3 separate regions of the Mus musculus genome follow, and all the other regions are linked to region 2. Evidence: chromatin loops called from intact Hi-C (ENCODE). Cell type or tissue: left cerebral cortex. All regions are shown on one strand.

Region 1 (8,000 bases), 230 kb after region 2:
TCTAAGTTCAATCCCAGCAACCACATAGTGGCTCACAACCATCTGTAATGGGATCCAATGCCCTCTTCTGGTGTGTCTGAAGATAGTGACAGTGTACTCACATACATGAAATAAATAAATAAATAAATCTTTAAAAAAAATTCCTCTACAGTCTTACAAGAGACTTGAAAACACATGGTTGCATGTTTTACATTACTGTTCACAGCTACCTTATACATAACAGGAAAAAAAAACTGGGCTGTAGTGGCGCACCCCTTTAATCCCAGCACTTGGGAGGCAGAGGCAGGCGGATTTCTGAGTTCAAGGCCAGCCTGGTCTACAAAGTGAGTTCCAGGACAGCCAGGGCTACACAGAGAAACCCTGTCTTGAAAAAAAAAAAAAGAGAGAGAGAGACACCCCCAAAAAAAGGTCCATACTAAAGGCAATAAATAAACAAACAAACAAATAAATAAAAATCAAAGAGCCACATATACTGAGACTGCATAGAGAATGTTCAGAACAGGTAACTCCATACAGTCAGACTGTAGACCAGTGATTGCCAGGAGCTGGAGGTAGGGAGATGAGAAAAGACAACTAGAATACAAGTACCTCTGTAGAAGCCAGGCAGTGGTGGCACATACCTTTAATCAGAGCACTCAGGAGGCAGAGGTAGACAGATTTCTGAGTTCGAGGCCAGCCTGGTCTACAAAGTAAGTTCCAGGACAGCCAGGGCTATACAGAGAAACCCTGTCTCAAAAAAAAAAAAAAAAAAAAAAACAATCAAACAAAAAAACCCAGGTGTCTCTGGGAAACAATGAAATGTTCTAAACTGACTGTGGTGGTGTTTTTATCTTATGATTACATAATTTATTTTATTTTTAATGAGTTTTTTAAAGATGTATTTATTTATTATATGTAAGTACACTGTAGCTGTCTTCAGACCTCCAGAAGAGGGTGTCAGATCTCATTATGGATGGTTGTGAGCCACCATATGGTTGCTGGGATTTGGAACTCAGGATCTTCGGAAGAGCAGTCACTGCTCTTAACCGCTGAGCCATCTCTCTAGCCCCAGATTACATAATTTAAAAGCAACATTGACACATTATCTCAAATCTGTTTTGAGATTGATTCATTCATTCATTCACTCATTATGTATACAGTGTTCTGACTGCATGTATGCTTGCATGCCAGAAGAGGGCACCACATCTCATTATAGATGGTTCTGTGCCACCATGTGGTTGCTGGGAATTAAGCTCAGGACCTCTGGAAGAACAGCCAGCAATCTTAACTTCTGAGCCATCTCTCCAGACCTCAAATCTGTTTTTAAGTTATCTGTTTCTGGACATGACTTGATAAAACGGGTTCCTACTGGACTCTGCCTTCCTTCATGTCCAAGGTTGAAGTCAACCTCTGTGCTTTTCTAATGCCTTTAATAAAATCAAACAAACAAACTAACGCAGGCGGTTTGAAATGTATTCAGATTATCTTGGGGGCAGGGCGTCACTGTGTGCCTTTGCCTTCCCACATGCACTTTCTTCAGTTTTAAGAGGATTCTAGTTTTGTGGATTTTAAGAACATGTTTGGTAGGTTTCCTTATAGCATTTTCATACATCATTGGTTTTGGTTGACCCTTCCTCTCCATCTCTGCTAAAACTATTCCAGTATCCCCAATACTCCTCCTTTCTAATGCATGTCTGATAATCCCTCCTCCCCCAACAGGCCTTTCCCCCAAATCCAAATGACTGAGCAGTGAGTATGAAGGTCTCAAGCAGGAAGCTGAAGGCTCTCCAGTAACACATCCCACCGCCCTGGAAAATGATACCCAGCAGCCTGGCACAGTGTAGGGACCACTCTGGAAGCCTAGGTCAGACTATGTGTTGAGCATAGGAATCTGAGATCTTACGAGCAACATAACAAGATATTTGTTAATCAAAAACAAAACAAACCAGGCCTACTGAGGCAGGTCTAGAATCCCAGTCACTTGGGAGGCTGACCCAGGAGGTTCACAAGTTCAAGCACTGTTTAAGCCACAAGATAAATTTAGGGCCAATATAGTTTCAAAATAAAAAGGAGGACTGGGGCTATAGTAGAGAACCTGTCTAGCACATAAGAGAGTCAACTCCCCAGCACAGCAGGAGAGAACAATGTACAAGAAGCTACCTAAGTCACACTACTTAACACTTGTATTTATCTTGCAGTGCTACAAACAGAAACACAAATTCTCAATTCTGCTTGGCCAGTCCTGTGCCATTCAGCCATATCCTTAGACTACTTTCTTTTTTAAAGATTTATTTATCTGAGTACACTGTAGCTGTCTTCAGACACACCAGAAGAGGGCATCAGATCCCATTACAGATGTGAGATGGTTGTGGTTGCTGGGAATTGAACTCAGGACCCCTGGAAGAGCAGTCAGCAGTCTTAACCACTGAGCCACCTCTCCAGCCCCTTAGACTACTTCTTGTATTTATTACAAACCCATATGTATTTCCAATTTCCCCATCAGATTAAGCATCTCTGGTTAAGGCTAATACTGTGCAATAAAGCCACACCAATGCTTAGCAAGGTTACTGACCCAGAGGGTTGTTTGTTTGTTTGTTTGTTTGTTTCAATATCGAATTACACCTTGTCAAAACACCAAACTCTGAAACTGCAAACCTCTTTTTACTCATTCTTAAAATGAAGCTAACAATACCAGTCCAGTGGTGTTTGGGAAAACGAAAAACGCTGGCCCTGTGCCAAATGCACCATCTGGCATACTGGGGTGTGAGACAGAGGTTATCTGTGGATAGTGTTGGATTTGATGCCAAATCTTTATCTTTATATTCGCCCCGTGTCCAACTGGTATTCTTCATTCGCTTCCACAATTTGAAAAAGTCTACCCGGGCCCCAAGAAAGCGCTGGCCTCCAGGCCTGACAACCTCAGTTCGATTCCTTAGCATGGCGGAAAGACAGGAAGGACTCAGGCGAGCTATCCTATGACCCCAACTCGCACACGCACAATAAACGATTGGTTTTTGTATATTTTATTATTTTATCTTTAAAAAAAAGAAAGAAAGAAATAAGAGTCTACGCGTACCTGGCGTACAGCAAGACCTTTCAAAAACAAAGAAAAAGTCTCTTTCTTTTCATGCAGCTTGACTCTTAGAGCATCACACCCATCTCCCCGGTGTACACAACCCAGAAGCCGTCCGCCGTCCGCACACATCAGACACACAGGTAGACAAACGCGTCGGGAAGCCATCTTTCCCAGTCAGACCATCAGGGTCACACCCTCCAGCGCCCGATACACCGGGTCCCCGCACAAAGGCCGGGCCTCCCCTCCCCCGGCCCCACTCCGGTCCCCGGGACCAGCGGTTCGATCACGGCCTCACCTTGGCCCGCTTGCGCCGGCTGGTCCGTCGGCCCTCCGGGGTCTCGGCTATTCCGGTCTCCATGGGCGTCGCGGAGCCGGGCCCGGCTGTGGGCCCCGCCTGGGGCCCAGCAGACCCCGGCGGCTCGGCTAGGCCCCCGGGCGGCGAGGCCCGCGGAGGCTCCTTCTTTCGGGGAGTGCGCTCGCCCGCCGCCCCCGTAGCCATGTCGGTGGGGCCCGTCAGGCCCGCGGGCGGCGCGGCCACCTCAGAGCCGTTCTCGGCACCGCCCGCCGCCCCGGACCCGGCCTCGGTCCCAGCAGCCGCCGCCGCCGCCGCTGCCGCTGCCGCCGCCGCCGCCTTCTTCCCAGACAACATCTCGGGCCGCCTGGCCGCCGCGGGCCGCAGGGGCCGATCGGTCTGCCGCTCCGTGGGTCCGCAGCCGCCTCGCGCCTCTCCGCCCCGCACCTCTCACGCTCCGTGCGAAGCCAAACACCCCCGCGTGCGCACGCGCCCTGCGCGCTCCCGCCGCACCAGGACAAAAAAGCAGCCGCTTGTCCCCGGCTCAAGACCAGAGAGCGACGTCCTGGAGGCTAGAGCGGCGCCGCAGCTCCGATCGCGAGGCTGACCTAGAGCGCCCCCTGCGATTGGGAGTGCGACCCAGCATATCCGCCTGACTTCGGGTTCTGAGCCCGACCGTTTTCATCAAGGACTCTCAATATTCACCCCATACACTAGTCACTTCAACTAATAACATTCACTCTCCCTGCAGGACAAGGGGTGGATTATGGAATTCCGGCTTTCAGAGGGCTTACTACCTAATTGAGACAGGGGAACACTCTGAAGTACAACTTAATTAATGATCACTTAATTATCCTGTGCTCTGTAACTCAACCTTTAGAGCACTGGCCCAGAATGTATATGGCCCCGAGTTATCCCTAGAGCTAGGGAAACTAGCTTCATAATGGCCCTGCTTGGACTGTGGGGAAATAAAGAGTGCACGAATTTCCACGGTAATAAAATAGAGAGAAATGAGGAATTTCTGGTTTGAGTCAAAGTGGACTCGCTCTTGCCTCCAAGCCGTGTTTATTTTCTTTCTTGAGGCTGCACATGCTCGCCACCATGCCTCCTCCTCCATGCCTCTCATCTCCAGGCGCATAACACTTCTTCAACCTAGGTCAGTTCTTTCTTTTCTTTTTTTCTTTTTTGGGGAGGGGGGTGGGGGATTGGTTTTTCCGAGACAGGGTTTCTCTGTATAGCCCAGCCTGTCCTGGAACTCACTTTGTAGGCCAGACTGGCCTCTAACTCAGAAATCCACCTGCCTCTGCCTCTGCCTCCCAAGTGCTGAGATTAAAGGCATGTGCCACCACTGCCCGGCTTGGTCAGTTCTTTCTAATGTTGTGAATGTGGGTGTTTTATTCATGAGATGTTGAGATGTATAGGATGTTGGGGGGCTATGAGATATTCACCAGAGAAGAATGCAGGCATGGGTTTAAGCCAATAGAAAGTATTTACTTGGGGCCTGGGGAGATGGGGGGCTGGAGAGATGGCTCAGTGGTTAAGAGAAGTGACTGCTCTTTCAGAGGTCCTGAGTTCAATTCCCAGCAACTACATGGTGGCTCACAACCATCTGTAATGGGATCTGATGCCCTCTTCCGGTGTGTCTGAAGACAGCTACAGTGTACTTAGAAATAATAAATAAAACTTTTTTAAAAGCTTCAGTTAGCCAGAAGCAGAACTACAGAAGCCAAAAAGCAAGGTCAGTCCATTTCCCAAAACTACGGACTTAAATGGATTAAGCCTTTGTTTTAGTTTTGGCAGGTGGTACTGTCTATGTGTTAAGTTTTACAGCTTAAATGGTATTTCCACCATTGAGTTAACTGTGGTAAGATCTTTCAGCCTACTAAGATTTGGGGCCCTGTTACAGGGTTTTGCTGGTTTGTTTAATTCTTCCAAGGTGATGAAGTTGAACACAGAACAGCAGGAGGAAGGTTGCTGGAGGAAACTCCATACCTTGATCGGGGTGATGCTTACAGAGGTGTGAGTATTCACTAAAATTCACTGAACTCTGTGAACAAAATAGACTTTAAAAACAAAAACAAAAAAAAACTAGGCCTGAAGGTGGTGGTGCACGACTTTAATCCCAGCACTTGGGAGGCAGAGGCAGGCAGATCTCTGAATTCGGGGCCACCCTGGTGGTCTACAGAGCAAGTTCCAGGCTGACCAGGGCTACACAGAGAAACATTATCTCAAAAAACAAACCAAAAAGCAAAAACAGTACGCAGGAAGAAAAAAAAAATGTGTTCACAGGACCACGTATGTCCCATGTGTGAAGTATGTTTTCATGGTCACAATTAACAAAATTGGTGAGTGTGGTAGAATTATATTGAGGGGTTGGAGAAAGCTTTGTGAGGAAGAGAAGAGAGCAGTTTAGAGAAGAGTTCGTAATGTAAGGAAGTCTAGGGCTAAATCCTGCTCTTCCATCATAAGCAGGTGATATGATATATGGTGTAAAAGATGTGAGCGTATTACTCTCCCGTCCCCCTGGCTGCAACTGTTCTGCTCCCTGCCTCGATGGATTTGAACTAGCTTAAAACAGTTCAAGGTACACCATCATGGTAGAGGAGCCAAGGCAGCAGGAGCTAGAGCGAGCTGGTCCCATGGCATCCACAAGCAGGAAGCCCGGAGGGATGAATGCAAACACTGCTCCTCTCTCCATCTTACACAGCCCAGGACTGCAGGAAAGGGGCCATCGGGAAAGCTGCCCTGTCTTCCCACTTCAGTCAACATGGTGAAGACACTCCCCCACAGGTATGTCCGAGGCCCAACGCCCAGGCGACTCTGTCACTAACATTAACCATGGCTCTAGGCAAGCACTGTCCCAGCTGACCCACGTCTCCAGCTCCCCACATTATATTGATCCATTCATTTATCAATGCGTAGTGGATTGCTTCAGATTTTTCGGCTTTTAATCTGCTCCCTTATTTTTTAAAAGATTTTAAAGCCTGCTGCTTTAATCCAAGCACTCGGGAGGCAGAGGCAGGTGGATATCTGAGTTCGAGGCCAGCCTAATCTACAGAGTGAGTTCCAGGACAACCAGGGCTACACAGAGGTACCTGCCTCAAAATAAATAAGTAAGGGATAAATAAAGGATTTTTTTTTTATTTTAGTGTGGCGGTAGTGGGGGTGCCATAGCATCGGTATGGAAGTCAGAGGCAATTTGAAAAGTTCAACTCTCCCTTTCTAAAATATGGATCCCAAAAATTAAACTCAGTTCGTCAAGTTTGGCCACCTCACTGATACAACACACACACACACACACACACACACACACACACACACACACACACACTTGACTCCCAGACACCTTTTTTATTTTTTATTTATTTATTTATTTATTTATTTATTTATTTTGGTTTTTCGAGACAGGTTTTCTCTGTATAGCTCTGGCTGTCCTGGAACTCACTCTGTAGACTAGGTTGGCTTTGAACTCAGAAATCCGCCTGCCTCTGCCTCCCAAGTGCTGGGATTAAAGGCGTGTGCCACCACGCCCGGCTTTTTTTGAGACAGGATCTTAGCATCGCAAGCTGGCCTCCAACTTGCTGTATAGTCAAGGATGCCCTTGAACTCCTGATCCTCCCGCCTTCACCTGGGATCACCTGACTTGACCGTTTGGGTTTTTATGAATAATGTTGCTACGCACATAGATGTACAATTATCTCACCAACTCCTTGCTTTTGAAACTGGTCTTGATGGGAACAGGCTTCCAACTGAGCCTGAGCTTCAGTCAGGGTTCAAAGTGATTGTGTATCTTAGTGACCTGGCAGAGTGGAGTGGCGGGGAGGGGCTGGGGAAAACAGTGGGTAAAGTGCCTGTCGTACAAGCAGGAGGACACACAGCCAATCTAGAACCTATGTGATAGAGCCGTAGCTGTATGCGCCTGTTCTCCGGCACTGGACTGGAGGAGAGACAGGCAGACTCCGGGGGATTCCTAGCCCACCTGTCTAATTGGTAAGCTCAAGAAAATTGAGAAGACCCCATCCCAAAAAGCAAGGTGGGTGACTTGAGGAGTGAAACCCAAGGTTGACCTCTGGTGGCACATGCACACAGCACGCGCGCCCACGCATGCGCACTGGTCTAGCATGCCTGAGGCCCTAGATCAAATCCTCAGTCTTGCAATAAATAAGAAAATAAACAAGCAACGGTGTTATTGGTGTTTAAAATGTTTTAAAGGACGATTCTTCCAATTCTTTGAGGGTATTCTCAAAGTGAGGCAACTAGCTTATCCTCTTTTAAAAAGTCAACATCTGTCAGGTAAGGTGACACACGCCTGTAATCCCAGCACCCAGGAGCCAGAGGCACAAGGACCACGCGTCCTTAGACCAGCCTGGCTGCATGGAAATACCTCTCAAAAAAGAAAAGAAAACAACAACAACAACAAAACAGTTGCTCTTAACCATTGAGCCATTTCTCCAGCCCAAAATCAGCATCTTAGGGTTACTATTGCCTGCCATGATGAAACACCATGACCAAAAGCAACTTGGGGAGGAAAGGGTTTATTTGACTCACACTTCTGGAAGTAAAGTGGTCACTGTTCATCATGGAAGGAAGATAGGACAAGAACTCAAGTAGGACAGGAACCCAGAGGCAGGAGCTGATGCAGAGGCCATGAAG
Region 2 (8,000 bases):
AACCAATCCATCAGATTAGCCTGTGGGTGAATCTGTGGACATTTTTTGATGAAATATTCATTTGGGACGGCCCAGGCTACAGTGGGCAATGCCACCCTGGGCAGGTATCCTGGCCTGTATAAAAAAGGAAACTGTGAACTGGACAAATGGCTCAGAGGTTAAAAGCTCTTGTTGCTGAAGATTCAAGTTTGATTCCCAGCACTCCTAGGGCAGCTCACAGCTGTTCATAACTCCAGGTCCAGGGTATCCAACACCTGATCTCAGCAGTCACCAGTCGTACACAAGATGCCCAGACATACTTGCACGCAAACTGCTCATACAAATATATATCTTTATAAAGGAAGAAAGGGTCTGAGTCAACTCAGTACGCAGTATTCCTCCATGGTGACTGCTTCAGTTCCTGCCCTGGCTTCCCTCAGTGTTGGATAACCTGCAAGTATTCGCTGAAATAAACCCTTTCCTTTCCAAGTTGCTTTTGGTCATGATGTTTGCCACAGCAACAGGAAAACAACTAGGCCAGTGTGTGTTCCCAGGGATAAATACAGCACTTCATGAATGCCATGCAAGCACTATGCCATGCCATTCATCTGCCATCTGCTTCTAATGGCTGAACTGACTACAGTCATTTCAAAAAGGGTTTCCTTGCTGTGAAGAGACACCCTGACCAAGGCAACTTTTATAAAGGACAACATTGGGCTGGCTTACAGTTCAGAGGTTCAGTCCATTATCATCGCAGTGGGAAGCATGGCAGCATGCAGGCAGCCACGGTGCTGAAAGAGCTGAGAGTTCTCCATCTTGATCCAAAGGCAGCAGCAGGAATATCTTCTGCAAGCAGCTAGGAGGACCTCTTACACACGGGGTGTAGCCTGAGCTTAGGACCTCAGAGCCCAACCCCACACTGACACCCTTCCTCTAACAAGACCACTTCTCTTAATAGTGCCACTTCTCATGGGCTGAGCAAATTCAAACCACCACAGGTTGATAATGCCAGTGTGCTTGAGGTCCCAACACTAGGTGAATCTTATAAGCAGTGGTGACCGAGGATTCCAACAAGTCACAGTGTGATTCCACACATGTCACAAAGCTATAAACCAAAGCCAGGAAGGCAGACTGGCCAGGAGGTATGGCATGAAAAGAGCACCCCAGTCATTGCCTTTTGTCAGCATGGTAATTCTGTAAGTATTCTTTATGCCTCGTTAGTTTATGTGTTTCATACAAGTCATTGACCTTACATTTTTATAACGTTTAAAACTGAGCTCTAAGACAACCTATGATACAGCTGACAGGTAGCACCTGCCTACATCCCCAAGGGCTTGGGTTCAGTCTCGGCATCACAAGGGAAAACAAAACAAAACTCTAGCCTCATAGTTACATTTTTGTCAAAAATTATTAACCTCATAGTCTCAGTAAAATGACTGGCACCCATGCAGTATGATGGAGGGCGACTGGGGTGACCCATCACAGTGCCACATGGCTGTATCACAACATATATAAGTTACGTGAGCACATACGGCTATATAAGATGTTACAGCAGCATCTTTACATACACAGTCACACACTGAGATCCATTGCTCGCATCATCCCTTGAAAACTGCAACTCTTGTCTTTCCATTTTATAGATGAGATAAAGGCTAGGAAGGTTGAATCAGGAAACAAGCCTATTACATAATAGCCAACATGCTGAAACCCTGTGGGATTATACACACTTACAGTAACCAGCTTGTGTGTGTAGTTTTGATCAGCTTCCTTTGCCAGCTCAGTCTGCCTTCAGTCAGCTTCTAAGGCAAGCTCTGTGCTTTCCCTCTGAAACAAGCGTTGCTTTGCTGCTGGAAGCAGCTGCGGCTGAGTCGTCCCTCCCTGGGTTAGCAAGGGAACAGTCAAGGTCACAGCTCAAAGGTAGCACTAGCCTAGCATCCCAGTGATCTGGGCCACTGGGTGTCACAGACAGGTGTGGCAGAGGACAACAGCACAGAGAGGAGGAAGCAGATGACATCTAAGATTGGCACAACTCACAAAGCAAGTTTCAAGATGGCCAAGGCTACATAGAAAAACCCTGCCCTAAAAAAAAAAACAAAAACAAAAAAACAAAACAAAAAAACCCCACAATTTTAAAAGGGCAAGGCTCAAAGGGGCAGTATTTCTGTGAGTCACCTACGTAATAAGCTTACAAGCAGACACCAGAACTGGGCCTTCAATTAAGATAGTGGTTCTCTACCTTCCCCTTGCCCTGAATACAGTTCCTCATGCTGTGACCCCCAACCACAAACTGATTTCTATGGCTACTTCATAACTCATTTTGCTATGGTTATGAATTGTAGTGTAAATGTCTGTGACTTCCAGTGGTCTTAGGTGACCTCTATGAAAAGGTTATTCTGCCCCAAAGAGGTCACGGTCCACGGGTTGAGAACCACTGGCTTAAGGCCTTGGTCCTCCCTTTACCTTTCGTTAGAGCTGTGAAAACTGGAGAGTCCTCTAGCCTCTAAGAGGCATCGTTCCGCACAGGAAGATTTCCCTTTAAATGACCAAGCTGACTGAGTCATCTTAACTATGAGACGGTGGGGCAGGGGCCTGAGTACAATGTTTGCCTAGCACGCAGAAGACTACATTTGATCCCCACTACTACAAAAAGAAAAAACAAATTAAATTAGCTTCATGAAGACATTATTCAGAACTAGAATAGTAGCACTCAGATTGTCTGTTGCCACGGAATGCCAGGGAGCAGGAATCGAGCCTTTAGATTGCCCTCTACTCGGAGAGAGCCAGTGATCGGAGGCAGAAGCTTCTCATAGCAGCTCGTCACGGACCAGCTATTTTATGGTGGAAATGAAAGCAGTCATTCCAGAGCTCGCCCCCACCCCACCCCCTGCCGCCCCTCGCTGCACCTCTGCTTAGGCAGCCAGCCACATGTTTGATTCTTGTGATGGTTGAGACTCTTTCCGTATCATCTCTGTCACAGTCTGTCATTGTCTGGACTCTGGGGCTCAGTGTTTCCTGAAATATTGAGGCGAGTTTGGGTCTGCTGGCATTGATCCTGCACTTCAGCCGCTGACAGAAAGGAGAGTCAACGCAGAACACATACATCATGGATACTCTGTGTGCTAAGCTAATTAACACACACACAAACACCTTTCTACAATATGGGATAGGAAAGTGCCCTTTTCCATCCTCTATTGCCTACTGATTGGAAGGCAGTGTGTCTCTGGGCCTTTTGGATAATTAATGTTAGTTTCTGTCAGAATCTGTGTTCCAAACTAATACTAGGGGCTAGACATGTAACCTAGTTGTAGAGTGCCTACCTAGCATGGAAGATGTCCTAGCACCCACCTACCCACACCCCCACACCCTCCCCCCACACCCTTCATACAAATCCATGGTGTTGGGGGTGGGGCATAAAGCAGTATCATAATTCTGGATTCCCAGACCTTAACTCTATAGTATGATAGATTTTTCTTACAAATATTTGTTGGACAACTAGAAACACTGGGGAAAAATAAAAAAGGCTAAAAGATAACATTCTCCAAAAAGGAGACAAAAATATGATAGGAAAGACAAGTTATACTGTTCCCTAGACACAAATATGATAGGAAAGACAAGTTAGACTGTTGCCTATTTTAGCCACAAGGAGGCGCTACGTACAAGGGTTACAGGCTTCTAGAACAAAGAACCACCTGTTCGTGTCACAGAAAATAGTGCTCTTCACATTTCAGAGACTTCTCTGAAGTCTCATCTCCCTTGATGTTCACCATTTTGAACTCTGACAGAATGAGCATTAAGCCTGAAATATTCCACCAATACATTATGAACTGTATAGCATGCATGAGGCCCTGGGTTCAATCACTAGCCTGTCTAAATCGTTCATGATGATACACACCTGTAATTCCAGAATTTGGGAGGTAGAGGCAAGAGGACCAGAAGTTCAAGGGGAACTTAATTACTTGGGGAAGCTGAATGCCAGTCTGGGCTACAAGAGACCCTGTCTCAAAAAGAAAGAAAGGAAGAAAAGAGAGAGGGAGGAGGGGGAGGGAGGGAAGGAGGGAGGAAAAAAACAAACCCCTGTCTTTCTTGGAGAGGCTGAGTGGTAGAATCCTTTGCCTGTCATGTACCAGACCTGACTATAACCTAGCACAAAAACACCAATTTACAGGGTTCTATCTATTTTGGAAATGCTGAGTTTCTTGGCTAAAAGTCAGGGTTTTTGTTGTTTGTTTGTTTTTGAAACAGAGTTTCTCTGTGTAGACCTGGCTAACCTAAAATGAACTCTGTAGACCAGGCTGGTCTCAAACTCAAGAGATCCACCTGCCTCTGCCTCTCAAGTGCTGGGATTAAAGGCGTGCACCACCACCGCCCGGCTAAAGGTCACTTTTTAATTCTACTCTGGTCTATGAATGTTTATTTTACATAAATGACACAAAAATAATCTTCAAACACCAAGCAATGTTAGTAATGGGGTATTTTTAAAAAGTTTCCTAGTTCCCATTAAAAGCAAGATGTGATTCAATAATTTAAGTCCAATTCAATCAAAAGAAATACTTTCCGAGGCTGGAGACTTGGCTCAGCGGTTAAGAGCACTGACTGCTCTTTCAGAGGTTCTGAGTTCAATTCCCAGGAATGGCATGGTGGCTCACAACAACCATCTGTAATGGAATCTAATGCCCTCTTCTGAGTGTCTGAAAACAGCTACAGTGTTCGTACACATAAAATAACAAATAAATCTTTTAAAAAATACTTTCCATTATTTTTTTCTGAAACTTTTGGACCCGTGCTCCGAAAGACTTTCAGTTTTCTCGGTGATACTGTCACATTCTTAAGAAACACCCCTGGGCTGGAGAGATGGCTCAGTGGGTAAGAGCACCCGACTGCTCTTTCAAAGGTCCTGAGTTCAAATCCCAGCAACCACATGGTGGCTCACAACCATCCGTAACGAGATCTGACTCCCTCTTCTGGAGTGTCTGAAGACAGCTACAGTGTACTTACAGATAATAAAGAAATATTAAAAAAAAAAAAGAAATCCCCTTTTCAATCACACTTGAGCTTATGTGCTAATATGGCAACTTACTGGAGGGCCACTAATAGACTCAGGGTTGACTTCTATAAAAATTTGGATAGTGGGCTGGAGAGATGGCTCATCGGTTCAGAACTCTTCCAGAGGACCTGGGTTCAATTCCCAGCACCCACACTGCAGCTCACAACTGTCTGTAACTCCAATTCCAGGAGATCCGACACACTCTCACAGACATACATGCAGGCAAAACACCAATGTACATAAGATAAATAAATCATTAAATGTATTTGGACAATGACATTAGAAATGTGTAGCACTTCCCTTGGTGTGAAGGAACGGTTTTCCTAGAGTATCAACCATCTAAGCTCTGCCCCCTGCCCTGGCTGGAGGCATCAATTTCACTTGGCTGTTCTGGTGTATAATACATCAGCAAGAGCAAGAACGTTGCTTTCCTGTGACCCCCATCTGGCAAATTACTGCATTTGTGGCCAGTCCAGAAAGACCTGGGACCGACATTTGACATTGGACAGACTTGTGAGACTAAACCCTCATCCTGTTGGGTCTGTGTAACTTTAATTTTTTTCAATGTCTATTTTCCCTTCCAGCCCACCACCCACCAGAGGTAGTGGAAAAGAAAGGATATGGGGGAAGTGAACCTGTTTAGAAATGGTTCTTTGGAGCAAGTCTCATCTGCACTGTCAGGAAATCCGCGGTTCAGTTCACAGATTAGCAGGCAGCGGCAGCTCGATCCACTCGCAAACAGTTCACGGATACATCAGCAATCCAACTCAGTAGTGTTGGGATAGTAGCAGAGATGACATGACCATGACCTAGCGGGAACAGCCAGACCTTAGCACGAGTCAGCAGAAGGGACCCAGAGAAATACCAGAAGTTTTCAGCAGTGCATCCCTCAGCTCAGTGAAGATGCGACCAGCATGGCACAGCTAGCTCTATAAGCAAGCCAAGCCCAGACTCCATCACTGTCCTTTTTTATACTCCCTCCAAATATCACCTGCCCTCCCCGGGTCTAAGAACTCTTAGGTTTCCACGTCAGGTCTGTGCTTCATGCATTGACAGAGTTGAGTCATTGGACATTTGGTGTCCTGGGAGATGGAGAATTGGTCACCAGTTGGTGCAGGGAAACCTGCACATTTGCTGTCAGTGCACGTGCGTCTGTCTCAGCTGACATCACTCTGCCAATCAGCCTGGGTCCTTGAAAAGTGGCAAGAAGCTGCAACACACCACCAGAAGTGTTTTGGTGCATTTCTATGGAGACCTGACAAATGGAGCTCAACCACGCAATGTAAGCAGACCAATGCAATGTCGTTAGGGAAGAATCCTTCATCTCATGTCCTTTCACGTGCTTGCTTTAGCAGAACATCCTCTCTCCTGTGTCTGCTTCAGTGAAACGTTCCTTCTCGAGTCTGCCTTAGTGAAACTTCCTTTCATCCGTATCCACTTCAGAGAAATGTTCCTTCACTCATCCAATTTAAGAAAACCTCCTTTCGGCCGGGCAGTGGTGGCGCATGCCTTTAATCCCAGCACTTGGGAGGCAGAGGCAGGTGGATTTCTGAGTTCGAGGCCAGCCTGGTCTATAAAGTGAGTTCCAGGACAACCAGGGCTACACAGAGAAACCCTGTCTCGGAAAAAAAAAGAAAGAAAGAAAAGAAAAGAGAAGAGAAGAAAAGCTCCTTTCACCTGAGTCCACTTCAGGAACACACATTCCCTTCACGTATTTGTCCCAGCAAAGCACCATCCGACGCAACTGACTTTCCAAAGAACTCTTAGGTTTCCACGTCAGGTCTGTGCTTCATGCATTGACAGAGTTGAGTCATTGGACATTTGGTGTCCTGGGAGATGGAGAATTGGTCACCAGTTGGTGCAGGGAAACCTGCACATTTGCTGTCAGGTATCTTGAGTAAAGGAATGGTGAATGCATACATCAGCACGTGGCCCTCAGATAATTTAGCTTGTGGTCAGCCATTATATTTATCTGCCAACATACTTCCTTTGAATTCCAAGCATCTTTTCTTTGAAATCCTCTTTAGAGGACTTATGACATTTCTCAAACATGATAGGTCGCAGGGCCTTCACCTCTGGCCTTGGTCCTGCCAACATTGAAAGGCTTCATGTTCTCAGAAGACTCAGTCTCAGCAGGCTGTGGTCCCATCCAGGATGGCTGATGGGTTTGGCGCTCATTGTTGATGGAGGAAAGCCCACTGTCTTTGGCCAGACAAAATCGTTGATAACTGGTCACTGTCCCCACCCTCCACCTCCTGATGTGGTCTCCCCCACTTGCTATGAGTTTTCTGGAAGCCATTATTGCTCCTTCCCACGTGGATTAGGGAACAATGTCAGCTTCCAAAGCTGAACATGTTGCTATGGGAACCTAAAGTTATTTGGAGTCGCAGAGCAATAGTAAGCAATCATTGACACAACCTGAAACGCGCCATAATTGTCCCCCAAGAATAATAGGTGGAATATTTTATCCTTAGGTTGGGGGAACTTTTGTGCTTTGTCCTGGGGATGGCGAGGAGCTGCTGAGGGCTGGAGGTTGGGAGAGATCTCCTGGCTTTCCTGTGTCATCCTGATGCTGGAGTCCCTTACATACTTTCTTCTCTCTCAGCTGCGTTTTCTCCCGTGGAAAGTGGGGCATCCGTCTAGAGCTGAAAGGGACGTGGGAGAAGCCGTGTGAGCCTCTGAAGTGGGTGTTGTCTGCACATTCTCTAGATGAGGGGCCGGCAGGGAGGGGGAAGCCTGTACCAGTAACATGACCTTGCTATCCTTAGGCAGGCGTGCACACACACACACTGCTCTGACTGCCACCCTCAGCATTTTTAAAGGGTTATTTATTTTTACTGTATGTGTATGAATGTCTTGCCTGCCTGCATGTCTGTGCACCACTTGTGTGCTTGATGTCTGAGGAGGCGTAAAAGAGGGCATCAGATCCCCCAGGACTAGAGTTACAGACATCTGGGATGCACAGTGGGGAGACGGG
Region 3 (8,000 bases), 54 kb after region 2:
ATCCTCAGGCTTCCACCTCCTGAGTGCTGGGATTGCAGGCATGGACCACCATGAATGGCTTGTGTGGTGCCAGAGAATCAAACCCAAGGGTTGGTTGGTGTATGCTAGCCGAGCTGATCTGCATGCCCAGCCCTCTTCTCCCGTTGTGTGCCCAGCCATCTAGCTTTGAGTGAATGCTTATAGTGTGCCAGAGTAGTCCTAGGCCTTGGGTGTAGCAAGATGACTCAGGCTTGGCTTGCTCAGCCAGGAGCTCATCATGGCAGATGATCGTCAGGAAGTCATCACAGTAGATGGACTTAGAGTAATCGTGAGGTATCTGATTGGAATCACAGTGTCTCTCCCGAGGCTCCCTGCTGGTGGGTATTGCATGACCTAAGCATGATCTTCCTCAGTTATAACCTTGTGAGGTAAGCACCTTTACCATGGTCACGATGCGACACACGCTCGCCAAGGTTCCAGAACTGGAACACGCATCTGGAGTTATGCAGCCATTCAATGCTGAAGTCAAGAGTCAAAGTTGGGGGGAATCTGCCCTTGCATGACTAAGCCCACTTTGGTGTGAGCCTCCCTGGAGGGACCCACTGTCCTACGCATCGGGGATATGAGGACCACTGAGAAAAGGGGTCATTAAGCTGGACCTGGAGGAGGAGGCTGGTACCCAGAGGAGGTAGGAAACAGTCTGTCAGTGAGGAGATGCTGATGCTAGGAGGGGGAGGAGAGCTTTCTAGACACTGGGGGTGGGGGGTGGGGAAATGAGAGCCAGATCTTGCTGAGAAAGAGCAGGGGTGTAGGGATAGAAGAGGTTGCGAAGACCTGGGGTGTCAGAACAAGAGAAATAGGGCCTCTCAGGAGGCTGTGGGAGGACCTAGAGATGTCAAAGCCTTAGCCAGAGACTCAGAGCCCTCTCTCTGCTCAGGCAGTTGGCTTCCCGGAAGCTAGAGGTTAGCTTGGAGAAGGCAGGAAGCTCACTGGGAATCGCACCCGCCCCCACAGTGTTCTCTCTCACTTTCCTTCCCTTCTCCTTATGGTTGTGACAATGATTCAGACTACAAAGGTTCTGGGGGCAGTGAGCCCCTCGGTATCAGGGTACCAGGACTGCCTGTGTGGCCTGTGAGGACATGCTGTGTCCTGTCAGGGCACCAGGATTGACAGTGTGCCCTGTGCGGTCATGCTGTGTCCTGTCAGGACACCAGGATTGTCGGGGTGTCCTGTGCGGTCATGCTGTGCCCTGTCAGGACACCAGGATTGTCGGGGTGCCCTGTGCGGTCATGTTGTGTCCTGTCAGGGCACCAGGATTGTCGAGGTGCCCTGTGCGGTCAGGCCGTGCCTTTGTTTACACTTTTTCTCAAGTTCTCAGCCCAGGAGTGAAAAGAGGTCCCTGTCACCTGGCCTTCAAGCCTCTCTAAGCCTGCCTGTCTTGCCCCTCCAGCACAGGTCATTTACTCCCTACAGCTCCGTCCCATCCAAAGCCTCTGCAGCAAGTACCTGTCCTGCGGTTGTTTGGTTGTTTGTTTGGTGCCTCTGCACAGCGACTGCCCCTGGGGAACCTTCTCTGCACCCCTTGCCTAGATGCCTCTGGCCTGTCTTGGAGGCTCAAGGCCAGGGTGACCCCTCCCATGTGCCTATACCCAAGGGCTTGTATACCTCTTCCTCTGCTTCTGCTTCCCACATTCTGCTCTCCCCAGCTGTGTGGAGGTTTCCTCCCGGGGGGGGGGGGGGCGGCAGAGATGGCACTTTGCACAAATGCTAGTCCCGGGAAGGACTGAGAATCTGAAGTGAACTCCCTCCATACACATAGCTATTTCCATCAACATTGCCCTGAGCAGTTCTATAAGCAGGTGCTATTAGAAGGTATTGATTGCTTTAGGTGTGTCCTTTTCTCCTGTCCTTTCTTCTTCCCTTTCTCCTCCTCCTCTTCCTCCTTTTTTCCTCTTCTTTCCCCCCCACCCCCCCACCATCATCACCATCATCATTATTTTGAGACAGTCTCATAGAGTCTAGACTGGGCTCAGACTCCCTGTGAATGTAGCCAGTGACCTTGAACTTCTAATCTTCCCTAGTGCTGGGATTAAGGCATGTGCCGCTACTCTTTGTTTATTAGATGCTGGGTGTTGAAGTCAGGTGTTTGTGCATGCTAGGCCAGTATGCTTCCAACTGAGCTATGTTGCGCATATCTTTCCCCAGGGCTGCTTCAGATAAAAGACACACACACACACACACACACACACACACACACACTCGTGACATGCCACTGTCTACTCTAAAGTATGTAGTTTTCAGCTGCAAGACCTCAGGGTAGGACCTTGGCAGCTGCCATGCTGGGCTGTGTATCAGGACCCTCTGGCCCTCCACAGGGGTTCAGCCAGGACACTAGTAGCACAGCCTATATTAAGGCCACCTATGTTTGGCATTGCTCAATCTCCCCATCTCCAGTGTGGGGAAAGAGCCAAGGGCCTAAAGAGAGGAGAGACGGCTGATTGAGGTGTGGCTGCCCATAACTCCTGTCTATTCATGCCGTGGATTTATTTGCCTGGGATCTGCGCTAAGACAAAAAGAACCTCTGCATTATTAATGACCATTGATCACAGCCTTCCAAAAAAGAGAGACTGAGAGAGATGGAGGCTCCAAGCCAATCACAAATGACAGACCAGGAGAGCAAGGGGTGGGGGCGGAAGGGGAGGGCCAGGTGGGCAGAGAGTTTGGCGCAAATAGAAGGACACGGAAGGACGCTGCAAGCAAGGCGTGGAATAGCTGCTGAGTTCTCAGTGTGCTGGTGTGCCAGATGTCAAACAGCTGTGTGGGTGCTGGTGGGTGTTTCCGGATCTCCCTATGCACTCCCCCCCAAAGGAGACTCAAAGACACAACTTTTACCAGGGATGAAGAGTCGCGGTCACTTCATGATGCTAATAGGGTCAATTCATCAAGAACACATAACCAGTCTACTGGTGGATGCTGGTGATAACAAGACATGAGAATATACAAACAGTAAGGAGACACAGTGGGTGGGCAAGGACACGGAAGGCCAGGTCCACCGGAGCTGTAAGGAACCTGGTCAAGCAGGAGTCTTTGCCCTCCCTGTCTTTGAACTCAGCTCTCTCTCTCTCTCTCTCTCTCTCTCTCTCTCTCTCTCTCTCTCTCTCTCTCTCTCTCTCTTTCTTTTTCTGGCTCTCTACATCCGCAGCCCCTACTAAACGCTGAATAAGGGAGCTGGCGGTCATATCTGCTGCCCCAACTTTGGGATCACTCTGCTTGCCCAGCAGGAAACTGTACTCATTCCACCTCTGGTGTGTGGCCGGGACGCTTCCTACCTCCGGTCTGTCCTGAGAGGCTGCTTTCCCGGTGAGACTTTCTCCCCTCCCCCGCCCTCCCACCGCCTCCGACCACCCTGTCCACTCCCCACCTCCTTTCTTGCTTTATTTTCCTCCTGAAACATCTGTCATCTCATTAAGTACATCGTATCCGCCCCAGTAGAACGTGAGCCCCAAGGGGCGGGGGTTGCACAATGGTTTTAAGCCCAGTGCATAGCCGGTGCAGATATAAAGCAGATCGATAAATACTTGCTAAATTAAAGGTAGGGGGCGGGAGACTCAGCTTGTGAGGAACCCGCGGATGGAGTCTAGGCACGGTCCACTTTCCCCGGACAGTCCATTCCTTCCTACAGGTGGGCCTCCTCCACCCGCATCCCCTGCGTCCTCCTACCGTGGGGTTGGGGCAGGGGCTCCGGGCGGGCCTCCCCTGCTGTGGGCGGGAGGCCGAGTGGGGAGCGAGCCCAGCGGGGGAGGAGCCGGGGAGCAGAGCACGGAGCAGCGGCGGGCGCGGGCAGGAGCCCGGAGCCCGAGCTGCAGGCGCGGAGGGCGGCGGCGCCCGGAGCTCAGCGGGGGTCGTGGAGGAGGCCGGGCTGCAGCCCTCAGGGGTGCGAGGCGCCCACGGCGTTGTTCCGTACCTCCCGGCAGGGAGCTGGTAAGCGCGGGAGCTTGGGGCGTCGCAGCCTCGCGGGGCTGAGCCTAGCCGGGCGGGTCCTGATGGGTCACCTGGCGTCCCGCCTCTGTGCGCCTCTCGGACGGGACAGGAGCGCACGGAAAGACGGTCCCAAAGGACCATCGGGGCCCGAAGGGAGCATCCCGGATGGTTGTCCAAAGCCCTGGATCGTGGGGTGGGTGGAGGGATTCCCCAGGGGAGGCTGCGGGACCCTGGGAGAGCGTCCTCCGTGTCCCGCGCTCTGGGAAGATCCCACTGGACAAGAGTGCCCCCCCACCTCGGCCCGAGGTGAAACGTCTACCCCCAGGTGGCCCCGGTGACGGCCTAGGGAATCGGGGAGCCCTCTACCGGCCAGGTCAGGGGTGACGCCAGTACGGGAGGGGACTTGAAGGAGCGTCCAGTTTGGAGCTCGGGTTTGGAAAGGGCCCTGACTTGCTTGTGACCTTGGGCAGGTCACTGCTTCTCTCTGAGCCTCAGTGTGCACATCTCTCAAATGGAGAGGACGCTTCCCTTCACTGCGGATTGGTGGGAGTGGGTGAGAGACCGTGGATGCCTTTTTATACGCGGTAAAGTTCTCTGCAAATCCTAGCTTTTCGAGCAACATCAGAACTGCAGAGAGCTCAGGGAGATTGGCTTTATTGCAGATGGGAAGAAGGTGGCAAAAATCTTGCCCAAAGTCTCAGTACTTGTAGAATGTAATACTCAACGCCCCCGGCCCGGCCCCCACCCCCACCCCCACCCCCACCTGCTCCCACTCGCTGGGTTTGGGGACCATCAGAGATTAAGATCCTAATACTCTCAGGCTGGCCACATTAGCAAACTAGCCCTGGCTACTTGCTTAGCTGCTTAGTCCTCTGAGCATTGGCTCCCTCCTATATGAAACGAGAGTGACAACGACCACACTCCAGGTTTGCTTTGCAAAATCAAATGGAATCACTGCCTAGTATTACATCTGACCTCAGACAGGAACTCGGCCTTCCTCGCCAGGCTTTGTAGTAGCAACCTCAGATCTCATCTTGGGAATTGCTTTATGGCAGTGGTCCTCAAACTCTGAGTCTCAACCCCTTTGAGACTCGACCGACCTTTTCACGGGGGTGGGGGTGCGGGTTGCCTAAGAGTTCAGAAAACACAGATACTTACATTATGATTTATAAAAGTAGCAAAATTACAATTATGAAGTAGCAACAAAAAAATAATGATTTTATGGTTGAGGGTCACCACCACATGAAGAACTGTGTTGAAGAGCGGCAGCATCAGGAAGGCTGAGAACACCTTATGGTGTTTTCTAGTGGCATTTGTGTTGCAGGTCTGTGCTTTCCTCTACATGCCAGTGACATTGGCTAGACTCTCAGCCCTTCCTATAATGGTCCTTTTATGACAACAGCAAGCTGGCCACTTGGGCAGCTGAGCTTTGATCACTGATATTTCCCAGTTGGTTGGCAGAAAGTGGGCTTTATTCAAGAGACCAGGACTCCATTGGAAGCTGGAGTCCAGGCCAGTAGGTATAAGTGGCAGGGTCTAGGGCCCCCACTCTTCTCTATCCGATGACAGGACCAGGAATATAAAGATGGCTCTTTGCCTTTACTATCTCCCTGATAGAGAGTGGATCTGCTGTGGTCCCTTCTCTCTCTGGATGGATAACGTTTCTTTTTGGCAAGGGTGATATGAACACAGACAGAAATATGTTCTGAGGCTGGCATTCCCAGACCTGAGAGGGAGCCCTCCTTGTTGAGATGGCTCACAGCAGGCCCACAGGGTCCAAGGTCAACATACAGGAAGCCAGATCCAATTTAAGGTGTCCCCATCCCCCTGACTCCCCCTCCACAGTGAACACTGTGGCCACATATTCCTCTTTGTTGGTTTTTTTTGTTTGTTTGTTTTTTGTTTTTTGTTTTTTTTTTTTTTTTTGCAGGCTCATCTTCGTATGCCCAGCACTGGGTGCCCTGCTGCCCTGGGCCCTCCTCCCCGAATGGTAGACCCTCTTTCCCTGGGTGATCTCACCTTCCCTCGGGCTCTCCATACCACCCCTGAGCACATGACTCATAGGTGGATGTCTCCAGCCTAGAGCACTCTTGGGCTGGGAAGCCACCGCTTACCGGGGACACAATGATGAGCTCGACAGAGCTATGTGTTATGTGGGCCCGGTGGGGGTGTGCAATGGAGAGACCGCCAGTAAACAGATAAAGTGGAAAGTATCAGCTTGTGTTAAGGGCCAGAGCAATCTCAGGAGTAGCACCGGAAGGGAGGAGAGTGTTGGTGGGTGAAGTGGTGTGCTGACTGGGGAGGCAGGTAGGAGCTGATGTCAAAGAGGTGATGGTGTCAAGGCAGACAGTTGGGGGACTTGTAGATCTTGGCGAGGCTTTGGAGTTTGTCCTGGATGATCAGGGGCTATTGGAGTACTATACACAGAGTGGAGAAGGCCGGAGTGCTACTCAAACCTATTATCCCAGCACTTGGGACACAGAGGTAGTTGGATCTCGAGTTTGAGGCTAGCCTGGGCTACAAAATAAGACTGTCTCAAAAACAAAAGTGAGAGAGAAAGAGAGAAGGGGGGGGAGAGAACATGGGGAAAGGGAGACTAACATTTATTATTATTATTATTATTATTATTATTATTATTATTATTATTGTAGGGGGTGAGGTCTTGGAGGGGGTCAAACTCAGAGCCTGTGCATGCTAGGCCAGCCCTCTAGCCAGGCCTGGACCCAATGCTGCTGATTTCTTTTGGGTACTTTTGGGTCCTATAAACAGACTTATTCTAGATTGGCTGCAAGTGATGCAGTCTGGAGTGGGTAGGGAGTGGGATTATCTTCAATGAGCTTCTAGCCATAGACAGGAGGAGCCACAAATAGACTTGAAGTCAGGAGATCAAGGAGAGAGATTGGGGGACTAGGAATATAGCTCGGTTGGTAGAGTGCTTGCCTAGCAAGCCTAACAGGGCCCGGTTTGATCCCTAGTGCTGCATACAACGGGCCATGATGGTGCACATCTGTAGTCCCAGCACTCAGGAGGTAGAGACAGGAGTTCAAGATCATTCCTGGCTATATTAGCTACTTGAAAGCCAGCCTGTGCTACATGTGACTCTTCAGAGAGTGGGTGGGAAGGGCTTCCAGAGGAAGTGGCATCTGTAGCAGAGATATTGTGTCTTTAGGCAGACAGAGCAGTCCAATGTAAGACAAACGAATGTCCCAAATATGTGGGGAGAGGGAACAGAACCTGGAAGGGTGGAAGATACAGAGACCAAGGCTATCAATGGTGCTGTTGAGTCATGGTGTGTGTGGGGAGGGACTCTGTTTTCTCCTTTTTATGAGATAACTGGGGGAAACAGCAGAAAGGGGGAAAGCACCAGTTTGGGTGCTGGGCTGGGGGCTCAGCTGCACAGTGCTTGCTTCGAATACATGAAACCCTGGGTTCCACCCCAATCCAGAAAGCATCAAGAGGGGCTGACAGGGTGGCTCAGTGGGCATTGCTGCCAAGCCTGTCGGCCTGGGAACATCATGGTGGAAAGAGGAAGGATACCTCAAGCTGTCCTCTGGCCAAAAGAAAACAAAAACAATACATTTAAGTAAGAAGTTGGTCCTAGTGGTACACACCTGTGAACCCATGCCTCAGGAGGCAGAGGCATGAGGGTGTCCGGTCTGAGGCCAATCGGGGCATGCTTATCTGGCAGGCACAAGGCCCAGGGTTTGGTCAGCAATATGGAGGTCAGCCAAGAGGTAGTCTGAGTGACAGGACTTGACTGAATTTGTTTGTTTCTTTCTTTCTTTGGTTGGTTGGTTGGTTGGTTGGTTTTTTTGGAGACACAATTTCTCTGTGTAGCCCTGGCTGTCCTGGAACTCTCTCTGTAGACCAGGCTGGCCTCAAACTCACCTGCCTTTGCCTCTGCTGAGATTAAAGGTATGCACCACCACTGCCTGACTTTGACTGAGTTTTGAGCTCCTACAGGGAGGGACGTCAGATAGACTCACCACAAGGCATTTAGATTACTAGCGATGAGGGAACAGGTCTAAGAAGGGTAGAAT

What was found. Hi-C counts contacts between places; a loop is a spot of excess contacts. Peaks named below come from ENCODE experiments on the same cell type or tissue, not always from the same donor. Only the 100,000 strongest peaks of a DNase experiment are listed, where the experiment ranks them.
Region 1: a loop joins it to region 2, with 2.6 times the contacts of the local background. A loop is called at or near these places in 5 of 42 quality-filtered maps.
Region 3: it touches region 2 in a loop (2.4-fold over the local background); 4 of 42 quality-filtered maps call a loop at or near these places.

Annotation. Positions count from the first base shown.
Region 1 is chr4:136,598,882-136,606,881 of GRCm38, forward strand. Kdm1a (lysine (K)-specific demethylase 1A) reads right to left here and starts at 3,842. Exons shown (of 20, transcript NM_001347221.1): 1 at 3,351-3,842. The coding sequence starts at 3,704. In left cerebral cortex, CTCF peaks have their summits at 1,160 (motif pointing right), 2,298 (motif pointing right) and 3,969; DNase peaks (open chromatin) are centred at 2,756, 3,257 and 3,896; H3K4me3 peaks cover 1,935 bases; H3K27ac peaks cover 1,117 bases.
Region 2 is chr4:136,366,305-136,374,304 of GRCm38, forward strand. No RefSeq gene overlaps it. Among named protein-coding and RNA genes, the nearest start is that of Gm31295, 17 kb to the right of the region's middle. In left cerebral cortex, a CTCF peak has its summit at 3,614 (motif pointing right); DNase peaks (open chromatin) are centred at 1,704, 3,625, 7,379 and 7,691; H3K27ac peaks cover 597 bases.
Region 3 is chr4:136,420,791-136,428,790 of GRCm38, forward strand. Htr1d (5-hydroxytryptamine (serotonin) receptor 1D) reads left to right here and starts at 3,822. Exons shown (of 2, transcript NM_001285484.1): 1 at 3,822-3,960. In left cerebral cortex, a CTCF peak has its summit at 4,335 (motif pointing left); DNase peaks (open chromatin) are centred at 951 and 4,405; H3K4me3 peaks cover 983 bases.